Regions from separate parts of the Homo sapiens genome. Here region 2 is linked to region 1. A link is a loop called in an ENCODE intact Hi-C map of the cell type or tissue named here. Cell type or tissue: gastrocnemius medialis. All regions are shown on one strand. Links, peaks and the distances in the headings refer to the core of each region. The heading gives the core; the rest is flanking DNA.

Evidence for each region. A loop is a pair of places that touch in the nucleus more often than their neighbours do. Peaks named below come from ENCODE experiments on the same cell type or tissue, not always from the same donor. Only the 100,000 strongest peaks of a DNase experiment are listed, where the experiment ranks them.
Region 2: a loop joins it to region 1, with 7 times the contacts of the local background. A loop is called at or near these places in 8 of 110 quality-filtered maps.

The regions. Positions count from the first base shown.
Region 1 is chr11:31,502,756-31,512,687 of GRCh38, forward strand. IMMP1L (inner mitochondrial membrane peptidase subunit 1) reads right to left here and starts at 6,867. Exons shown (of 6, transcript NM_001304274.2): 1 at 6,764-6,867. It overlaps ELP4 (elongator acetyltransferase complex subunit 4), which reads left to right and starts at 7,012. Exons shown (of 10, transcript NM_019040.5): 1 at 7,012-7,252. The coding sequence starts at 7,030. RefSeq lists enhancers at 7,005-7,894, 7,027-7,316. In gastrocnemius medialis, for the core only: no CTCF peak of the experiment used is centred there; a DNase peak (open chromatin) is centred at 6,936; H3K4me3 peaks cover 2,701 bases; H3K27ac peaks cover 1,731 bases.
Region 2 is chr11:32,097,788-32,105,495 of GRCh38, forward strand. It overlaps RCN1 (reticulocalbin 1), which reads left to right. Exons shown (of 6, transcript NM_002901.4): 3 at 563-741; 4 at 2,761-2,821; 5 at 5,494-5,693; 6 at 6,578-7,708. The coding sequence ends at 6,685. Among named protein-coding and RNA genes, the nearest start is that of RCN1, 11 kb to the left of the region's middle. In gastrocnemius medialis, for the core only: no CTCF peak of the experiment used is centred there; no DNase peak of the experiment used is centred there; H3K27ac peaks cover 1,392 bases.

The sequences.
Region 1 (9,932 bases), core at 4,933-9,932:
GTTGGCTACATGCAAATATGGAGAAAAGTCCCAGACTGAATGACATACAAATGTTGGGCCAGTCTCTGAAATTTCTTTTCTTTTTTTGCTAAAAATTTTAATGTTTTTGTGTTGACCATTAAAAACACTTTGTTTGCCTTTATTTTTTCTTGTAGACAGATTTACTTGACAAATCTCCTTGAACTAAAACCCTTGGACACATTTACCCTATTACACTGCACATTCTAACACATGACTATACAATGGCTTTTTAAGTTTTAATTTAAATACCCCAGTTTTCCATTTATACTTTAAAATCCACTAAAATTATAATGAATATAAGTACTCATTTGCCCTGGTCAGTCCCAGCTTACTCCTGCTTTCCTAGCATCCAATATAATTCAGTATTTCAGTACTTTCAAAAGTGTCCTAAATAATCTACAGATCAAAGAGAAAATCAAAACAAAAAGTAGTAAATATTTTGAAATAAATGATGAAAACATAAAATGCCATAAGTTATAGGAGCAGCTAGTGCACGCTCTTAACTACATACGGTATATTAGAAAAGGCAGAAAATCAATAATTAAGCTTTTAGTATAAGAAGGCGGAACAAACAAAGCCTTAGCAAATCAAAATGAAGGAATGTAGAAGGAAATAAATGATAAATAAATAGTAATCGATTAAACAGAAAGTAGAAAGTAAAGACTGAGAAAAACCAATAAAGCCAAATTTGAGTATTTTTAAAGATTACGTGAAAAATCCCTAGCAAAATTAACAATGAAGAAAAAAAGGAAAAGAAACTCATTCTCAATTGCTGATATTTATTTATCAGCAATAAATAAAAGAAGAAATCACTACAGTCACAAAAGGATAGGAAGAGCTCATTCCAGTATGGCAAAGTAAGCTTATGACAGACCAATCCTACCATAGACAACAACTATAAACTCTGAACAATACACAAAAATCAATTATGTGAAGGCTCTACAGATTTAATAGAAGCAAACAGATTTTGCTGGGTAGTCAACTTAGGTGAGAAGGAATTGCCACAGGGTGAGTTTCCCATTTTTACTGATTTAACTTGAGGTCCCCACAGTACAGTGTGGCTCAAATTCTGAGAGAAAGAAAGCCAGCCTTCTGAAGAACCTGAAGACACACACTAACCAATGGAAAGTCCAGAAAGAAATCTGCCTAATTTATGTGTGACTTTATTTATTAAAAAAGTGATGATGCGATATAGCAAGGAAAGAATCATTTTTTCAATAAATGGTGCTAGGTCAATAGGATACCAATACAGGAAAAATAAACACATCTTTACCGCTGCCTCACACCAAACACAAAAAAGTCAATTCCAATAAAGTACAGACATAAATATTTAAAAGTAAAACATCAATGGTTTTAGGAAAAAAAACATGGAGATCATCTTCGAAATTTTGGAGTAGGCAAACATAGCCATAAAGCACCAGCCACTAAGAAAAAATTGTTAAGTCAGAATATGTTTTGACTGAAATCAAAAGATAAGAAAATGAAAAGGCAAGCTACAGAATGATAGAAGATATTTGTAATGAATTTATTTGGAAACGAACTCTTATCCAAAATATAAAAGAACTCCTACAAATCCATGGGACAGAGGCAGACAATCCAAATTTGTAAAATTAAAAAACATGGATAGACCCTTTCACAAAAGAGGTTACCCAAATGGCCAATAAGCATATAAACGGGTGCTCAACTTCGTCAGTTCAAATCCAAATGACAATGCCATACCACAACCCTCTGAGAATAGCTGAAATGAAAGAAGAAAAACATTGTGTTGATAAGGATGAGAAGTAACAACCATTCCCAAATACTACTGGTAAGAGTATAAACTGGTACAATTGCATTGAAGAAATGGCCACAAATGGGAAACTATCCAAATCCCTTCTAACAGTAGAACACATAATAAATTATAATACATTTATATAATACTATACAGCAATAAGAATAGATCAGCCACAACGACACACATTAACAAGGATCATTTCACAAAAATAATGTTAAGCAAAAGAAGTCAAACATGGAATCTAATAGTGGATCTAATGGAATCTAATAGTTGATCTCACAGAAGTAGAGAGTATAATAAAAGTAGAGAAGTAGAAAAACAGGTAAAAGAAATCTGTGGTGCTACAACTCAGGACTATAGTTTCTCTTTGTGAGTATAATGACAGGAAGGAGGCAAAAAAGGAATTACCGGAGGTTGAGGAACTCCCTCTGTGTAGACATGACCTTAGTATTCATTCCTTCAATCATGCTGCCAGAATACCAGCAGGCCCCGTAGTGAACCTTCACAGTATCTCTGCTATATGCTTTACCTGCACAGACACAACAGTGATATGGACTCCAGGGCTAGTGAAGCCACTGAAAAAACAACTGAAGAGGTGTCCACTTGTATCAGAAGGTGCTGGTTGCCTACCATGTTCATTATATGTTTTCTGGTGTATCTCAAAGTGGTTTCCTGCAGGATTTACAACAGTCAATCAAGGAAGTTATGGGAAACATTGTGGACATGGAAAAAATAAAAAATAAAAAACGTCGGGAGGGAATAGTTGTTTAAGATAGGCACCTTGGAGAAATTCAAGAGTTAACAGACACCACACCAGAGGCATTAACAGAAGATGACTTGATGGAGATGAATGCTTCCAAACAAGTGCCAGATGATGAGAAAGAAGTAGAAGAAGCAGTGCCAGAAAACAAACTGACATTAGGCAATCTGGCAGAAGTCTTCCAGTTATTCAAGACTGCTGTGACTTCTTCTGACATGGACCCCTATTATAACACAGATACTAAAACTAAAGCAAACAGTGGAAGAAATGGTACTGTACAAAAACATTTTTAGAGAGCTGAAAAAGCAAAACAGACAAATTAGTATGTATTTCCATAAAGCTATATTGACTGCGTCTACCTCTCCTTCCTCCCCTCCCACCTTCTCTGTCTCTGGCACCCTTGAGACTACAAGACCAACCCCTCCTCTTCCTCCTTCTGCTCAGACTACTCAACATGAAAAATGTCAGAACGAAGACCTGTATAATGATCCACCTGCACTTAATGCATGGCAAATATATTTTCTTCCTATGATTTGATTAACATTTTCTCTAGCTTACTTTATGGAAAGAATGCAGTACATAATACATATACAAATTATGTGTTAATCCACAGATGTCATTGGTACAGCATCCAGTAGTCAAAAGTAGACTATTAGCAGTTAAGTTTGGGAGGGGTCAAAAGTTATATGCGTGTTTTCAACTACACGGGTGTGGGGGTCGACACCCCTGATCCGCACACTGTTCAAGGATCAACTGTACTTTATTGACCTATTTGCCCACGTATCTTCCCCAACTGTGAACTCAAAGAGTACTGACACAGTATTTTTTTCTCCTGTAACCTGAGCTCTGGTGCACTTCCTAGAATTTAGTATGTCCTTCATAAAGAATTAATTAAGAACGCACCTAAACATATAACTTTTTTTTTTTTTTTTTTTGAGACACAGTCTCGCTGTGTCGCCCAGGCCTGGAGTGCAGTGGCGCAATCTCGGCTCACTGCAAGCTCTGCCTCCCGGGTTCACCCCATTCTCCTGCCTCAGCCTCCTGAGCAGCTGGGACCACAGAAGCCCGCCACCATGCCCAGCTAATTTTTTTGTATTTTTTAGTAGAGACGGGGTTTCACCATGTTAGCCAGGAAGGTCTCGATCTTCTGACCTTGTGATCTGCACGCCTCGTCCTCCCATAGTGCTGGAATTACACGCATGAGTCACTGTGCCCAGCCAACATATAACTTTTAACTCTTCCTTTCCATGAATACTTTATTTATTCTCGTGTTTTATATTCAACTCTGCTACTTGCTGGTAAGTTCAAGAATTTGAAATTATTTGGGAGCAAAGATTTTATCTTTGTTAAAAAAAAAAAAAAAAAAGGCGGCTGGGCGCGGTGGCTCACACCTGTAATCTCAACACTTTGGGAAGCCGAGGCGGGTGGATCACAAGGTCAAGAGATTGAGACCATCCTGGCCAACATGGTGAAAGCCTGTCTCTACTCAAAATACATAAATTAGCTGGGCATGGTGGTGCATGCCTGTAGTCCCAACTACTCAGGAGGCTGAGGCAGGAGGATCATTTGAACCCAGGAGGCGGAGGTTGCAGTAAGCCGAGATCATGCCACTGCACTCCAGCCTGGCAACAGAGCGAGACTCCGTCTAAAAAGAAAACAAAAAACAAACAAACAAAAAACCCATATTTGGCTGACGCGCTGGCTCACACCTGTAATTCCAGCACTTTGGGAGGCCGAGGTGGGCGGATCACGAGGTCAGGAGACTGAGACCATCCTGGCTAACACGGTGAAACCCCATCTCTACTAAAAATACAAAAAATCAGCAGGGCGTGGTGACGGGCGCCTGTAGTCCCAGCTACTCGGGAGGCTGAGGCAGGAGAATGGTGTGAACCCAGGAAGGCACAGCTTGCAGTGAGCCGAGATCGCGCCACTGCACTCCAGCCCGGGGAACACACCTAGACTCCGTCTCAGAAAAAAAAAACAAAAGCATATTTATCCTACGATAGTGTTATACCAGATATATATCCTAATTTCATGAATACTCTGGTGTGTATATAGATCATCTTTCCAGAATTATAGTCCAAGTCAAAGTTGGAAAATAATTCTTCAGTTCTAGTAATGAGGCAAACAAAGCACCACTATCATCATCTTGGGAAATCTAAAGGGTTAAGTAAATACAGTAGGAAACAAGGGAATATGTAATACAGAAGCCTATAAAAACGAATTATACCATTATGTTAAGTGAAATAAGTCAGACACAGAAAGACAAATATCACATGATCTTACTCATAGGTGGAATCTAATAGTTCATCGCACAGAGAGTACAATGGTGTTTACCAGAGGCCAGGATGGTTGGCAGGGGGGATGGGGAGAATTTGGTCAAAGATACATAATATCAGTTAGATAGGAGGAATAAATTTCAAGAAATCTATTATATAACATGAATTTATAGCAAGCTGACTATAGTTAATAATCATATATTGTATTCTTTAAAAAAATGTAAACAGTGTAGATGTTATGTACTCTTACCACAAAAATGATAACTATGTGAGGTAATGCATTGCTAATTAGCTAGATTTAACGATTCCGGAATGTACATACACTTCATAGCATCATGAGGTACACAAAACAATGCCATCTGTCAAAAAATAATAATTATATGTAGCATTTCAAAAAGTTCACAGCATCAAAAATATTTGTAGGGGTGGGGGGACAGAGAGCATCAGGAAGAATAGCTAATGGATGCTGGGCTTAATACCGAGGTGGTGGGTTGATCTGTGCAGCAAACCACCACAGCACACGTTTACCTATGTAACAAACCTGCACATGAAGCCCAGAACCTAAAACAAAAGTTGAAGAAAAAAAAAATTCAAGACGTTTCTATCTGATATTGGACTGCTTTGTCACTTTTTCTTTTGGTCTTCCTAGTGCTTATTTACTACAGGATAAAATTAGCACATGCTATTTAATGTGTTCATTTTAAGTACTATGTTGTTTTCTATGTGTTAATTTTATCTCCTCCAGGTGAGACCATTTTTATTACCATAGGTCTAAAATGACAAGATTAAGTCCAAACAGACAGTAATCACTCAACAGCTATTTATTGAGTAACTTAAAGATTCAATATGAAAGCAACCTTGATCAAAGCTTTCCAGTTGATATATTGTGAAACAGGGTTTTTTCCTAAACATGATTCTAAAAAACAAGCAAACAAACAAAAATCCTCCCCAAATGAAAAACTCCAGTCACTATTTAGCAATACTAATTTCAATTTATCAAACAGAATCAGCCCAAAAATTTCAACAGGTCAGTGAGATTTAAAACAATTCGATGGCAAGAATTTCAATGAGGTTTGGCTCTAATTAAAAGGTATCACAGATCACTGTCAAAGTCAATAACTCAGTAGTGCGGTAATGATTTGGGAGTCCTTTTCAATTTAGACATTTGTCAATCATGATTGCCTTTAAACATCAGTTACCCACTGTCCCTGCTCAGTTTTGAAAAAAAAATTAAATACAAAAATACAACTCAAAATACATGTTTTTTCCACACATAAAATTGGTATTTTAGTAATAAACTCTCGATTCAGGGTTCATAAAATAAAGTAGGTATACTTCTAATTCTTCCTAGCAGTTTTTTGGGGGAAAGAAACCCTAAGTATTTTCTGTTATTTGCAGCTGCTTTAACAGCAAACGACAATTAAATGTGTGAACAAGGTTGTCAGAGTAACACTTGTCATTTACACCGCTTAGGAAAGACATCCAAGACTTCCAGAAACACTAATTAAAATTAACAAAAGCTTCTTATCGGAACTTGTCAGAGAGCTATAGTTTGTCAGACACAGGAAAACCAGATAGCCTCAAAGTTCAAGAGTTTTCGCTCTAAGGTTTAATTCCAAACCACCTACCACTAGGCACTAACGAACTAAGCCCAGACGCTCAGCAACCAACTCATTAAGGTAAGAGATCCCATCCTTTCCATATAACACAAAATTAAGAAAAAGACATCGTGGGGAAGGCGGAGTGAATTTTCTATCAGAAATCAGAAGATAAATGAGCAGGAAAAAAGTCTATCCTCACACACAGCGGAGAAAGGTGCTAGCAATTGCTTGATAAGCCCTAAGGGTTTATTGTTTCACCAACCTTTTCTTTAACTCAATGTGAATGAAGGCACTCAAAAGGAGAAGAACGTTACGTGATATTACCTACCTCGGGCCCCAAAGAACCCTGGAGACCCTCAACCAGGACACAGGTGGGCCTTTCTCACCTGGGCCCCGCCGAAGTCGACCGTCCTTTCGTAGGGCGCACTTTTCAGCAATACGCCTTCCGATTGGTTGGCTCGGGACTGACGTCTCAGTCCTATTGGTTACGAGAGCCGCGGTTGGGGCGAGGAGGCGGGAGTTTGGCACTGGTTCTGATAGGACGGGTGTTTGCGTTCCCAGAGTTCCTATTGGGTTAACACTGGAGGCTCTAAGATGGCGGCAGTGGCAACCTGCGGTAGTGTTGCCGCGAGTACTGGGTCTGCAGTGGCGACAGCCAGCAAGAGCAACGTCACCAGTTTCCAGAGGAGGGGTCCTAGAGCCAGCGTGACCAACGACAGCGGCCCTCGACTGGTGTCCATTGCGGGCACGCGACCGTCGGTGCGGAATGGACAGCTGCTGGTATCAACCGGGCTCCCAGCCCTAGACCAGCTCTTAGGTCGGTTCAGAGCGGAGATCTGGGCTCAGCCGAGGGGAAACTTAGGGAGGGGACCTGTCGGGGAAGCCACTTTGACCCCACATCTCTTTCTGACCCCTAAACCTTCGGAGGAGGAGAGAATAGCCTGGTCTGATTGAGATGGAGGGGAATACGGGTTGTGTGGAGACTTCTGAGCGCTGTTAACTAAACATGTTTTAGTGCCCTCGCTCTCTATTTCATTCCCTGCCCTCCAACCCCTTTTCATATTACGGAGGAATTCGTACATGCTTTTTACCCTGAAATGCTTTCTAGTCAAGGGAAGACATTAATTTATGGAGATGGTTTGGCTTTCATTCAGGATACCTCCCTTCTGCTTTCTCCAGGCAGCTCACGGTTTAGACCAGCCTGCAAAAGTTTTTATAATTGTGAGAGACAGACTTCATTAGAAGATGCTGGAAAAAAATGATTTCCCCTCTTTGACCGTCAGACTGCCTGTTCTCTGGTTCTAAATCTTAAAACATTTTGGCTTTAAGAGAGCGAATGTTAAAGGCTTATGTTGACACATAATCCTTATAAAGTATTTTGAGCCTGTCGTTGATATTTAGATAGTGTCTGCGTTAAATCTGTGTATATATTTTTTATTTTTTCTATATACATTTTGCTTCCCAGTATTGATTGCTGCTACATTCCATACGACATCTTTAAATTTAACTCACATTTTAACGAGAAAAGTCTAGTTCTTAGGCTTTCCTTTAAAATCTCTGGAATTTTTTATGAGAAGCCTGCTGAAGAATATGCTTGTTTCATAACTGTTATATTCAAAGGAATGACCAGATTAAGTTGGTAGGACAGATTTGCTGTGTTAATAAAGCTTCTAGATTAATTTCTGAATGCTGTTTCATTAAAACCCCGTCTGTGTTTACATAACTTTTTTCATAGTGTGTGATATGTGTCTGTTAAATCTTGTACACTTTCATAAAATATAACTCATTGCTTGTTCTTGTACTTCGTTTGACATTTCTTTCGGTTATTTTCCCCTCAAAGTAGGCTTTTCATAGGTTTAGTGCAGAGAAAGTAAGAAGACCAGCAACCTATGAGAAAGAGTATGGCTTCTTGATTCTCTCATTTCATTTTCCGGTTATTTCTAGATAAGTTTAAGTATTTTTCACTTAATTGTTTCAAATATATTTTCCTCCTGAGTTGCATGGTACTGTAAATAGAAGTGATTCAAAATATCTAGTTAGCAAATATATAGTCCACCGTTTTTCCCTTGTGAGCCTCAGTTGATATCCTCTTACATTTGAACTTTAAGTTTGGTAGCTATTTCTAGGCCTTATATATTTTTTAATTCAATGGGATATGTAACTTCATTTACTTGATACTAAAACTTTCCAAACAAAAAGGTTATGTTTCTATTATAATGTCTTCAGTTCCTCATTAGAATAACAAAATGTTCCTAGTGTACCTCCTGGCACTTAGTAGATTCTCAGTAAGTTGTTGAATACAAGAAAAATAATGTGTAGAAAAAAACTGAGACAAGAAATTATGAAACATGTAGAATGGAGTTTCATGTTTGAGCTCTAAAAACAAATTAAGTGATATGAACAGTCTCACAAAACCAGTGACCATGTGTACTGATTGTTAGGCTTCAAATTTAGTGCTCTTTGCACTAGGCTACCGCTGTCTGAAATTTTTACGTATTCTTTCCAGGGGTTTTGACCATTTATTGAACCTCGGATTAATGATTTAACTATCGTCTCTTAAAGTACCCACCAAAAAGAGAACCCAAAGCACCTTCTATACGTGTTTCTTCAGAGATACAAACTTGAACAGTAATTTTTAAAGTTTCCGTATTTGCTTGGAATGGGAGACTCGAGTAGGGTATTTAAGTGTAACAAGCTTATGCTAAAAATTACTGTTCATTAAGATGGTAGAAACAGTATTGGTTGTTGAATACTTTGAAATATATTTTGCATGTATGCAGTGAATTCTCAAAGTGCACAAAAGTTGAAGAGGTTATAATAGAATTGACTACATCTTGAAAAATAAATATGTCCAGAAGTATTTTAGTTTTAACCTCTTAATGACATTTTTGTATCTGATTTTCTGTATAAGCAGTTTAGACTATGTTATTACTTGAAAATGTTATTTGACTCAAGTTGCGACAAGCCTAATATGACTATATTGTGACAAAAGGTAATGATAATAGGATGTTATGGTGTTAGAACGGTAAAACTATACTGTAATATTGTGATTATTGCCTGAATATATTATGTGGTTACTGTGTAACAAGTAAATATTATAGCTTCCGTGTAGTACGGTGACATTTTACTACTGCCACCGTGACGTCATTGTAATTTTAAACATGGATGCAAAATATATTTGAAAGGCATCATACATGCTAATTGTTAGTCATTTGATGATACACTGATAATTCCATTACTTATTCCAAAGCATTTCATGAATTTGAAAATTTTCAATATCTGCATTTTTCAAATGACCTAATATATAATGTTTTTGTTCTGACAACCTAATTGTATTATGAGATATTGATATACATTTCCCAAGTTAGCTACATTAAAATTGTTTAAATTCCCAGATTATCTAACCCATGTTCTCAACCTTGCCCTTCTGGGATATTTATATTGTTATTTGAGGACACTGTATGTAAATAACACTTATATTTTGGAAAAGGAAAGAT
Region 2 (7,708 bases), core at 2,703-7,702, 590 kb after region 1:
GGGCAAAGATGCAGCAATGCATGCAGTAATGGGAAGGGTTTAGATCCAAGACAAACAAGATCGGGAGAAGGAAGGAGAAATGAGATTACAGAGGCACGGGGTGCAGACCTGCTGGGTGCATGGTGAGGTTGGCAAAGAAACAGGCCCAAGGAGAACCAAAGATGCACTCACGCGGCCAGAATCGGGGAGATCTTGAAAGCCAGGCACGGCGTTGAGACAAGATGTTTTGGGTACCAAAGAGCCTCTGTATGTTCCAGATCTAAGAATGAGATGATGAAAGTAGAGTTCTGCAAAGAGAAGTATGGCAGTAATATAGTCTAAAGCCTGCGCTCTTAACCACTTGCAGTAATTCCCCTAATATGCCATGAGGCCTAGATTATGGGGTGGCTTGAAGGGACTGATATTAGAGGCATTCTGACATAGAATGTTTTAAAGAACTCAGTAGGTCGGGACCTTTTTTCCCTATATGTACCATTTGAGCATGCAGGATGAGTGATCTGGCAGGAAACGCCTTTCTTGACCGCACGGTTTAAAAACATTTCTGCATACATACATCCTGCAGGAAACCCCGCAGAGTTTCATGATTCTTCAGATCATCACACCTTTAAAAAGATGCTGCCACGTGATGAGAGAAGATTCAAAGCTGCAGACCTCAATGGTGACCTGACAGCTACTCGGGAGGAGTTCACTGCCTTTCTGCATCCTGAAGAGTTTGAACATATGAAGGAAATTGTGGTTTTGGTAAGATAAGTGAAGAGTCTGGGCTGGGAAGAGACCAGGGAGAAAACTGCCTCCAAATCTTGTCTCTTCCAAAGAGAGAAGATTTTTCAGCCTGAAGGGAATTGGAGAAGGACTCTGAAGTAGAGTTTGTTGGAATCCCCGTCTACCCAGAAAATTAGTCAGGTCAGGCTGGCTGCTGTAACAGATAGCCCCCAGTTGTAGCCATTTAACACTAGCAAAGCTTGTTCCAGCCAGATGGACCTCCTGGGCTGTTCTCTGAGCACAGTTGGGTACCCAGTTCTCCTCTAAGCACTCCTGCTTGTGCTCTGCCATCTTGTAGCTTCAAAGTCATCCTGGCAACACCCAGCTGGCTGACAAAGGAAAAGAGAGGGAATGAGAAGATACAGTCTTTGTTTACTCTTCCGGCCAGGGAATGACACATCCCCTTCACGTATGTTCCACTGGTCCCTCCTAGATATGAAGAGGCTGGGAAATACAGTTTAGATACGTGCCTAGAAAGAGTAAATGGGGCCCAGGCACAGTGGCTCACGCCTGTAATCCCAGCACTTTGGGAGGCCGAGGCAGGCGGATCATGAGGTCAGGAGTTTGAAACCAGCCTGGCCAATATGTTGAAATGCTGTCTCTACTAAAGATACAAAAAAAATTAGCCAGGCATGGTGGCATGTGCCTGTAATCCCAGCTACTTGGGAGGCTGAGGCAGGAGAATCGCTTAAACCCAGGAGGCGGAGGTTGCAGTGAGCCGAGATCGTGCCATTGCACTCCAGCCTGGGCGACAGGGTGAGACTCCTTCTCAAAAAAAAAAAAAAGAAAGAGCAAATGGCTTAAGTGAGCAACTAGCTAGTCTCTGCCCCATTTTTCAATTTTAAGGGACTTGGAAAAAGACTCAGAAATGGAATGAATTGGATTGTTAAAACTGTATGGAAATGTAAAGTAAAAATTATGGCTGGAAGAGATGCTACCCTTAGCGGGTGGGTCTTTGGAGGGTGGGTGGATCAGGCCCTAGGCTTTGAGGAATGACTATGCTTGTAAGGCCTCAGAATGTAGTTGCTTTCCGTAGTGTCTTGTTGGGTCCCAAATGTCTTCATTTTCCATGACAATTAAATAAATGCCATCACCTGTTTTCCTGGGCAGATGCACCAACCCAGTTCCAACTGTTTCAATCCTGGGAAACAGATGGCTAGAGCTTTTGTTTACACGAGCTGTGGATGGTTTTAGTTATCCAGGTGGTGGAAGGGTCCACTCATGCTTCATCCTCCTGACTGCCATGACTGTAAGGACTGGGCAGTGGCTCCAAGAATCATTTCTCTTTACCACTCAACATTCATGTAGTGTTAGCTAATGTGGCAGAGGACAGTGCAGGTGGTGAATGATCCCGAGTAGACTACGAGCCTTTGGGAGTGGCTCTCTGCTCTCAGGTTGGCTCTTTGGTTTGACCCAGGATGCCTCTGAGTTGCTGTGCCAATGAACAGTAAACTCATTTAATTATTGACCCAATCAAAAAATACTGAATAAGAGGTCAAGTATACTAAATACAGAGCACAATACATCAAAAAGTCAGATATACTTTTATTTTTTAGTTGCCCACTGTTTCACATTTCTCTTGACACCAACTCAGTATTCATAGTCCTGTTAGCACTAGAGTCTATTCTTGTGGTCATCTAATCCAGTGGTTCTCACACTGGGTTTCTCGCATGTTCCCCAGTGGGTGTTTTGGCTGGATGGTGGAGTTAGTTGGCCTGGCAGGGCCTCCTGATATCGTCAGAGCACCTCTGGGGTTACAGGTACATCTTGCTTGCTTTGAAGAAAGCATTCTGCTCTGGAAACTGGGGTGGGGGATTAGGAACAGAAACTATTGCCTGTTTTTTACAGATAAAAAACTAGTTCCCAGGGAAGTAAGGCGATGAGCCAGAAGTCACCAAGCATTCAGCCGTAAAAGCTGGACAAATGAGGACAATAGAATTCTCAGACTTCTTAGAGCACATGGCCATCTTGCATTCTGTTTTACCTTTTGCTTCCTAGGAAACCCTGGAGGACATCGACAAGAACGGGGATGGGTTTGTGGATCAGGATGAGTATATTGGTGAGTACTGACCTAGAGTCTTGCTCAGCTGTCCTGACTGGGCCACATGACCCCACCCACACGTCTGGCTACTTTCCCCAGACGTCTCTTTTAGCAACAGCTGCAAGTCTATACGTCACTCCTGGGAGCTTCCAGCCTGCTTGTCCCATCAGCCCTAGTGATGTAGTATCAGGGAAGTATTATTAGGCCTCATTCAGTGGAGAAGAGATGAAAAGGCTGGCCCTACACAAGGCTGGCCAACAGTTGGCCCCATGACTCTGAGAGGTGCCCTTCATCACACTGCCTAGTTTTACCTTTGCAAAAGGACATTGGAGATCCCATAGATTTACAGTGAAGATAGAGGAGACAGTGTCAGGGCAAAGCCTCTAAAACTGGACTGGGTCAATGGAGCCTAGAAACTCTGAGTAGATGCAGCTGTGATTAACAGAACTGTTTATGTGTCTGAGCACTTTGCAGAAAGGCATTCTTCTTAGAAAGATAAATGCTTTACAGAGTGCACAATTGCCCAATAATATGCTCATTTTGTGCCCCTCGTTTCCCATCCTTTGGATGGGAGTCCTATAGTGTCAAATTAATGTATTTGGGTCTGAACCCACCATTGCTGGTTAGAGCCCTTCCTGGTAGCCCCAAATCCCCCCCAGCCCAACCCCCCGCTAGAAAGGACTAGAGCAGGCAACAAGGACAATTCCATTTGATCCTCACCACCTGCTATGGCACATGGCTCCAGCTGCAGGCTCCCTTCTCATGGCAGCTCTTTTCCCAAGTCTCAATAAAGTAAAAGCTGGAAAATCATTTGGTTTAGGTGTTGACCTATGAAAAGAGAAATGAAATATGTATAATTTTTGTACAGATTTTTAATCAAAGCCATTAATTACCTTTAAATGTAAAACTCAGAGCCTGAGTTGCTGTCTCTGGTTTTGTGGTTGTATTACTTTGCCATCCCAGACACGAGAACAAGTGCCTTCAGCAATGAAGAGCAGACTTTCCTCTAATCATTAGAAATTATGTTTGATCATGAGCCAAACACTGTTCCTTGTGTGTCATTGGTAACAGACAAGGTAGCTCTCGCCACAGTAATTAAAGTGATCTTGGTGGCACTACCCTGATAGAATAACATATGCTGACAGCTCCCTCATCAGAGCAAGCAGTTGAGCCTTCCTCTTGCTGGGTCCACGTGCGAGGGTCACGTTCGGAGGCGCAGACCTCTTACTGTGGCACTGGGGATGAAATGAGACTGACAGCAAAGACTGCATGATCAAAACAAACAATGTAGTGCTTTTGATTGAAAGTGTGCGCTCTGCCCAGCCCTCCGGAACTGTGCATTGAAATGGTGCAAAGTCAGAGGCAGAACTCTTTGAGTGGCTTTGCCTAAAAGAAGCATCCCATTCTTTACAGTGAATAGGGAGAGGGAGGTGGAGGCGTTGCGCTTGAAAATCGAATACCTAGTGACTCACAGGCAGAGGAAACCCAATGTATTGACTCGTCATTTCACTTCTCGGGGAGGCTTCTCTTCAAGCGGCACCAAGTGGAAAGTGTGTGGTGGGGGGTGGTAGTAGGAAGAGCACTGGAATTAGGAACCCTACCTTCACCAATTAGCTGTGTGACCCTGGGGTAATCATGTAATGGCTTCAAACCTCAGCTTCCTCATCTGTAAAATGGGGGAAAAAAAGTGAGCCCATTTTTACAGGATTCGATGAAGCTCGAATTAGCTAATACATATTACAACTCTTTCTCAAAAACAATGTAGACATGTCAGTTAGGGGTCTACCTTGTAGTCAAGGGTCTTGTCTTTTTTTTTCCTTCACTTACTACCTGCTTCATTCACCACCTGACATTTCCAAGCTCTGCTTCCGTGACAGAGAAACTGCCTGCAGGGTATCTCTCTTTTCCAAGAGCTACTGACACACACACAATGCAAAAACGTTTCCTTTTTCTTTTCCTTGCCATTTTGTACAATGGGGATAATGACCCATCTTGTAGAATTGTTATAAGGATGAAATATAATGACAAGTGAAAGCCCTTTGGAAATGATATAAACAATAGTACTAAACACAGTGGCTAAGACTCTGGGTTGAAAGCAGAGTGACCATGTTCCTGTGCAGCCTCCAGCTCATATGAGCTGTGGGTCATTGGGTAAGACTTTACCTCATTGTTTTCATCTGTAAAATGGGAATTATAACAGCACTCACTTTGTAAGGCTGTTATGTGAAAATCAAATGAAAACTGTGTGTAGAACACTTTATACAGTATCTGGACCATAGTGTTCAATGTTAGTCATTATTATTAGTTTTCGCTTATGTAGTGCCAGTTTGGGTTGTAGAGGGCTTTTACATCAAAATGGCACATTTGATCATAATAGCCCCATGATTTATAAATTATCATCTCCATTTTACAGACAAGGAAACTTCAGGCTCAGTCACTGAACTAAGTCAAAAGCCGGGATTTATCTTTTGGCTTCTAAACTCAGTTCTTTCTACTCCACCACATGGCCTTCATCATGAATAAATTACTGCATCATTATCCCCAAGAAGCTGCCTACCAGCTGTTTGAGTTAGGTCTCTGGATTGGTTGTCGCCTTTCCTAAAGCTCAGGAGGTCAAGTTTGTTTTATGGGGGTGGGGGAGGTTTACCTTCCCACTTTCCTTTGTAACCAACAATAACCTTCCCTTCTAGCGGATATGTTTTCCCATGAGGAGAATGGCCCTGAGCCAGACTGGGTTTTATCAGAACGGGAGCAGTTTAACGAATTCCGGGATCTGAACAAGGACGGGAAGTTAGACAAAGATGAGATTCGCCACTGGATCCTCCCTCAAGATTATGATCATGCACAGGCTGAGGCCAGGCATCTGGTATATGAATCAGACAAAAACAAGGTATTTCCCATTCTTCTGGAATCACTGATTGAAGGGAGACAGTTTACATAAGATCGGTTTTGTTTGCTTTTTCGGCGATAGCATTGACCCATGTGGCCATGTCTTTATTGACTTTTCCTTCTTGTCCTACAGTGGAGACCTGTAAACTTGAGCTAATACCGTGATAACCCACAGTAAAATTATTAGGCCCCAACTTTCCTGGAAAGTCAGCTGTGAGCCACAGACTTACATTAAGTCACATTTCCTAAGATTGCAGAACTTTGTGGGCAGGACACGATTTAAGAAGTATACCCCGTGTTGCCCTAGGATCAGCTTATTTATCCATTCATTGTCACCAAATACTTATCAAACATCTGTGAGGTGTCAGGAACAAGGAAGCCCATCCCATTAAAGCCCAGACATCCTCAGGCAAGCTCAGGTTTCTGGCTTTAATGCCTAGTACTTCGGTATCTATTGATAAACATCCAAATAAACAAATCAATACATTTAGAAAAATGTCCTGCCTATTCCCCACTTTGCTGATTGCCCCCAAATTCTCAGGTTATGCCAACAGTCAGTTTAGGCAGCGAGGCTGTAAGAGGAAAGTGGCATTCTTGAGGGCCTATTTTGGGAAGACCAACACTGCTTGTGGGCACAAATGGATTCTAGCTTCTGAATTACTCGGGGACTTCCCTGACACGTTAGCACGGTTTTTATAGCAAGAGGCTGTTCCGATTTGGAGTTTTGCAATGCAGTCATGGTAGATGAAGGAGGTGCCCAGTAGCTTCTGGATTACTAAATATAGTATTTTAAATGTTGTACATCAGTGAAATGACATGAACATCATACAGAACTAGTACAGTTACCAGAGCTTCCATGACAGTGCTCTTTGATCTCTTCTATAGGATGAGAAGCTAACTAAAGAGGAAATATTGGAGAACTGGAACATGTTTGTCGGAAGCCAAGCTACCAATTACGGGGAAGATCTCACAAAAAATCATGATGAGCTTTGATAGACACTCACCAGAATATGGCAGACTGTCATAGGCATTCTGTTATTGTCTTGGATTGTTGCTACAATTGTCTAATTTACAGCAGTTGTGATCCCACAAAAAGCAAGTTTATACCTCAGATTGGGGTATAAAAATTGTTTTTCGCTCAGTATTTACTGGAAAATGGACATCACTAGTCTTTCAGTAAGATTTCTCTCAAAACACGTGAAAACCTTGGTAAATTGCAATTCTTTCTGGGGATATATTGGTACAACATGACTTAAAACTTTTTTTTTTCTATTAAAACTTAAAGGGGAACAAAACTTGAAAAAGCCCTGTTCTTCAGAAGGTGAGTGGGTTGAGGGAGGCAGTAATATGAAGTGACTGCTGTGTATTTTAACTACCAGATTTTTTATATTTGCCACTGTTAAATAGTTGGAAAGGGGAAATTCTGATTAAGCGAAAGTGGTATCATCCTAGGTAAGCTTATTTCAGAACAAGTCTAATATTTCAGATTCTTTCTTTTCGACTTTATACTCTGAGTTATTACTTACTGTAAGTGGTGTATATGAAACCTCCATGCATTTTCCAGTATGGATCTGCTAATATGCACAGTAAATCCATGTCTTTGTTTGTTTTTCTATTAAAAAGCAATCAAGAAAGATAATGTGAAAAAGAAAGGAATTTAGAGGTAGGGAAAAGATGAATGTCAGACATTTGAAGAACTATAGTAAAATGATAAACACTAAATATACTTGAGAAAACTTTCTTAATATGCCAATGAGGTAGGCCTGATCTTTGAAATAGTGAATAGGAATACAATGCATTTCCTCAGTGATCACTGATTAGAATGAGTTGGTGGGATCCTTGGGAAGCCAAACGGAGCGGAGTTCTGGATCATGTCCCATCCAGTCCAGTGAATCCACGACCCGCAGACCTGTCCCCCCGCAACAGCTTATACCATGGAATGAGGACAAGGTGATACTCTGAGCTGTGGACTGAACTGGCAGACACAACCTGTACAGATTGAAATTTCACCTTGTA